2 separate regions of the Homo sapiens genome follow, and region 1 is linked to region 2. A link is a loop called in an ENCODE intact Hi-C map of the cell type or tissue named here. Cell type or tissue: PC-9. All regions are shown on one strand.

The links. Hi-C counts contacts between places; a loop is a spot of excess contacts. Peaks named below come from ENCODE experiments on the same cell type or tissue, not always from the same donor. Only the 100,000 strongest peaks of a DNase experiment are listed, where the experiment ranks them.
Region 1: a loop joins it to region 2, with 6 times the contacts of the local background. A loop is called at or near these places in 24 of 110 quality-filtered maps.

What each region holds. Positions count from the first base shown.
Region 1 is chr2:113,248,380-113,250,879 of GRCh38, forward strand. All of the region lies in intron 2 of PAX8 (paired box 8), which reads right to left. PAX8-AS1 (PAX8 antisense RNA 1) reads left to right here. Exons shown (of 6, transcript NR_015377.2): 2 at 2,388-2,500. Among named protein-coding and RNA genes, the nearest start is that of PAX8-AS1, 13 kb to the left of the region's middle. In PC-9, CTCF peaks have their summits at 979 (motif pointing right) and 1,181; a DNase peak (open chromatin) is centred at 997.
Region 2 is chr2:113,388,967-113,391,466 of GRCh38, forward strand. The region is part of intron 2 of LINC02966 (long intergenic non-protein coding RNA 2966); the gene reads left to right. Among named protein-coding and RNA genes, the nearest start is that of ZNG1B, 47 kb to the right of the region's middle. In PC-9, CTCF peaks have their summits at 1,499 (motif pointing left) and 1,699; a DNase peak (open chromatin) is centred at 1,535; H3K27ac peaks cover 801 bases.

The DNA of each region.
Region 1 (2,500 bases), 140 kb before region 2:
ACATGCCATGGTCTTTTTCACACCAAGGGCAGGATTTGGTGATATGACTGGGAAGGTAGAGCCCTGCAGTGTGGGAGTCAGGGAGCAGGCAGGTGAGAAGGAAGAGCCAACCCCAGCCTTCTGTGTGAACCAGTTAAAGACTGTTTATGGCCGAGGGTGGGAAGTGCCTTTGCTGGGCACACAGTGCCCATTATCACCCACTGACTTAGCACATTCAGAACTGCCTTGCAATGTCTCCTCAGGGGCCCAAGCTGTCTTCAGCAGAACACTCAATTTCCCTTTAATAAAGGGGGTGGGGGCCAGGTGCAGTGGCTGACATCTGTAATCCCAGCACTTTGGGAGGCTGAGGCGGGCGGATCACCTGAGGTCAGGAGTTCGAGACCAGCCTGACCAACATGGTGAAACCCCATCTCTACTAAAAGTACAAAAAAAAAAAACTAGCTGGGCATGGTGGCACATGCCTGTAATCCCAGCTACTCGGGAGGCTGAGGCAGGAGAATTGCTTGAACCTGGGAGGTGGAGGTTGTGATGATCCCAGATCGCATCATTGCACTCCAGCCTGGGCAACAAGAGCGAAATTCCGTCAAAAAAAAGAAAAAAAAGGGAGGTGGGGGTGCTCTAAGCCTCTGCCCTGGGCAGTAAGTCAGGAGGAAAAGCCCTCTGGCCAAACACCCAGCAAGAAGGATGCAATGACCCATCTTCCTGGTGGACACAACGGGTGAGCTTGGGCACAGCTTCCACCTATGCCTGTCCAGGCAAGTCTTCCTAGTGACTGCTTCTCCACTAGGGCTGGAAGAGTGCTTGGAGGGCCTTCAGGAGAGCCCAGATGGTGGGCAGAGGGGCCTTTGCCCAGTCCTAAGCCCATTCCTCTGGTCCTCACTGGCCAGAGTGCCATTTGTGAATTGCTGTAGCCATTTGCCCTCACTGCATCATTGTTGCCTTCCGGCTCTTTTGGGTCCAGGCACTGAACACAAGGGGGCGCCAGACAGCCACCCAAACACAGACAAGACCTTCAGCAGTCCAGCTTTGTCCTCATTTTCCAGAAGTTTCCGGGCCGTATCCACCCAAACCTAGGTGTTTAGGCTGGGACCTCTATATCTGAAAGCAAGGTTTCTTAGAGGTGGAGGTTCTTCACCTCTACAAATGTGAAGCAGGTTTAAAAAAAATGCCATTCTGGGGTGGCATGAATTGGGTATTGTGCCTTTTTTTTAAAAAAAGAAAACGACGCTGTAAGTTGTGTGGGACATTGCTCTTAATTATTATGAAGGACTGACTCGCATCCTTAGAAACCCAAACCCTCAGGAAGCCACCTGAGAGGTTATTTACCGTTATCAGCAAGCATTGTAGTGCTGGGAAAGATGCATTCACATTTCTGGCCCCTAAACGGTGAATTCTCTGGTGCTTATTTTATTTGACTGTCTTCTGAATGACTTTGTGTTACTGTGGAAAGAGTCTTGGGCCTGATCCCTTCTTTGACACTGCCTGTTTTAGTCTTATCATTTGAGAAAGTGGGTTTTTTTTTCAACCTTAGTGTTTTTATCTATCGAATGGAGCTTAACAAAACTTATGCCTGCTGCTGACTTAAACCCCTATAAGAAGATAGGGGGGCTGGGTGTGGTGGCTCACGCCTGTAATCCCAGCACTTTGGGAGGCCGAGGTGGGTGGATCACGAGGTCAGGAGATCCAGACCATCCTGGCTAACATGGTGAAACCCCGTCTCTACTAAAAATACCAAAAATTAGCCGGGCATGGTGGCAGACGCCTGTAGTCCCAGCTACTCAGGAGGCTGAGGCAGGAGAATGGCATGAACCCGCAAGGCAGAGCTTGCAGTGAGCCAAGATCACACCACTGCACTCCAGCCTGGGTGACAGAGCAAGACTCCATCTCAAAAAAAAAAAAAAAAAAGAAGATAGGGGGACCAGGATGGAGAAGTGTTTATTTAGATAAACAAATCTTGCTATAAATGTAACGTTTTTCTAATTTGTAATATTCCCATGGTTGAATGTTATGACCCAATCTTGGGAGTAGGACTAGGACTAGGGAGTGTTTTCTCAAACTTCAGTGTGCATCAGAATCACTTGGCAGTGAGGGTTATTAAAATACAGAGTACTGAGCACAATGCCCTAAGTTTCTGAATCAGTAGGTCTGGGATTGAACTAAGAATTTATGTTTCTAAGAAGTTTCCACATGGTGCTAATGCTGCTAGGCCAGGGTCACACTTTGAAAACCACTGGTTTAGGCCAGGTGATGGCTGGTAAATTAAGCGTAAGAGAATAACTCTTCATACTCCTCCAACATTCTTCTGACAATAATAATGATTGTTTGTATATTATGGTTTTCATTTCTTTTCAACTCAAGACATTGACCAAGTGCCTATCATGACTCAGGTACAAAGCACTGGGAATACAACCTTGAACAAGACAAGAATCCTGGCCTTCAAGGAACTTCGAACCTTTTGGGGGATATGATAAGACACATTAGGAATCACCATGTTAATGGT
Region 2 (2,500 bases):
GATGCCCTGTGTACTCCTGTCATGCACACAACATAGCATAGTAAAATGCCTGGCGTGTGTGTTTGTCTTTTCAATACTCTGAGCTCTGCTCATTGGCAAATCTCAGGACATAGCACAAGCTGTGGCCCCTAAATGTTAACTGAATGAACGAACGGAATCACTGGTGTCTCTTTAGCTTGAAGAATAGAAAGCCCTTGTAGGACAAAGAAGATTGGGAGAAATGTGAAGTCTGGTGTGGACTCTGTCAGAAGGCAGAACTGAACCAATGGATGGACTTAGAGAGACTTCGGTTTCACATCAGGAATGATATCATAGTCAGAACTCACGACACACATAATAGGTTAGATGAGGGAGGAGGGAGTCCTTCATTGCAGGAGTTTTTAAGGTGAATACAAGAAATGGGAGGCATTCGGCCTGGCGCAGTGGCTCACGCCTGTTAATCCCAGCACTTTGGGAGGCCAAGGCGGGTGGATCACAAGGTCAGGAGTCGAGACCAGCCTGGTCAAGATGGTGAAACCCCATCTCCACTAAAATACAAAAATTAGCCGGGTGCGGTGACGGGCACCTGTAATCCCAGCTACTTGGGAGGCTGAGGCAGAAGAATCACTTGAACCCGGGAGGCAGAGGTTGCAGCAAGCCAAGTTTGAGCTACTGCACTCTAGCCTGGGTGACAGAGCAAGACTCCATCTAAAAAAAAAAAAAGAAATGGGAGGCACTGAGTTTCTGGCTCAGTTTGCTGATGCCAGAAACACAGAGATGACTGGTAAGTAAAATCCACTAGAAAGTGCATGACAGGTTTCTTTTTCCTTATATTTTTCTTTTTTAAATACAAAAGTAATACCAGTCCACTGAAAATTTGAAAAGTATATGGCATTAAAAAGAGAAAAATAACATCTGATAATCCAACAAGATAAACTCTCTAAAATTTCTTTTCTCTTTTTAAATGAATATGTTAAGCTTGAAATATAATTTTAAATTTATCTTGATGTTTTACTCAACAATGTAGAAGCATCTTTTATGTCATTATTTTAAGTCACAACCACTTTTAGTGATGATGATTAAAAGAACCATTTGCTTTTTCCTTACTGTCCCGTTTTTAGATTTTTGGCTAGTGTCTAATTTTTCCCTGTTATAAATAATGCTGAGATGAACAGAACATGTAGAGTTCTAATAATTTGCAAGTGAATAGCATATGAAAAACATGAGCAAAAATTTTGCAGTCATAATGACTCAACACAAGTTTTAAATAAATTACTTTCGTTTTGAGCATTCATTCTTAAATATGTTATAGGAAGTAAGTAAGAAGCATTCCTTACTCCTTATTTTGTTTATAAATTAGTGATGAATTGGAAAGGGTAGCTTGCCCCTGGAATTCTCTGATAAGCACAGGTGATGAGGAAAATGGAGAAATCCAAGAATTCCTTTGTCTTTCCTTAAAAGTAGTCAGCTTTAAGTGCAGGGCAGGCGTGCCCTCTAGCGGCCAAATAAAAAATAAAGAAATACAGGAAACCTTCAGCCACGTAACAATCGCACGTCCCCATCTAGTGGCTAACCTGTGTAAATGCAGTTTTTCTAATCACAATAGCGAATGTTACTTGATTTACATTTGTCTCATGAGGTGAAGAACTGGGAGGAATCTTTGAGATCACGTATTTCAACTTCCTCATTTGCAAAGGAAATAAAACAAGGTTTAGAATAGGAAAGTGACTTGCTCAAGTCCACAAAGACGTTACAAACTGAGCTTAGAATAGAACTCTGGTTTCCTGATGCCCTGATTAATGTTTCCTGCTGGCTCAGCCCTAATCCAGACGCTGCAACTATGTCTCTATTTTCCCCTCATCACACTCTTTGGACCTAGCGAGTGTGCATGTGTGTGTTTGTATGGAACTAGGAGGGTGGGCATTACAAGTCCTTCCTTGCGGCCAGGCGCTGTGGCCCAAGTCTATAATCCCAGCACTTTGGGAGGCCAAGGCGGGCGGATCACGAGGTCATGAGAGCGAGATCATCCAGGCCAACATGGTGAAACCCCGTCTCTACTAAAAATACAAAAATTAGCTGGGTGTGGTAGCACGCACCCGTAGTCCCAGCTACTCGGGAGGCTGAGGCAGGAGAATCGCTTGAACCCGGGAGGCGAGGTTGCAGTGAGCTGAGATCACTGCCACTGCACTCCAGCTTGGGCGACAGAGTGAGACTCCATCTCAAAAAAAAAAAAAAAAGTCCTTCCTTGCTAACAATATGAGCCTCATAGAAATAATTTGCTACCCTCAAATGTGCACCACGCAATTTCCCTAGCTACACCCTGTCTCCAACGTGCCCTTGTTCTGGGGCTGCCACACTCATAACCTGTTGCTGCAGACTTGCACAGTCTTTCCCATGGAGAATGAGCCCAGCATCACCTCAGCAGGGCTGCTGCTACTTTGTTTTTACTGGGACTGCAGAAGTGCTTCTCAGAGTCAGGATTTCTCAAAATTAGGTATGCATTTATTTCTCATACCTCTAG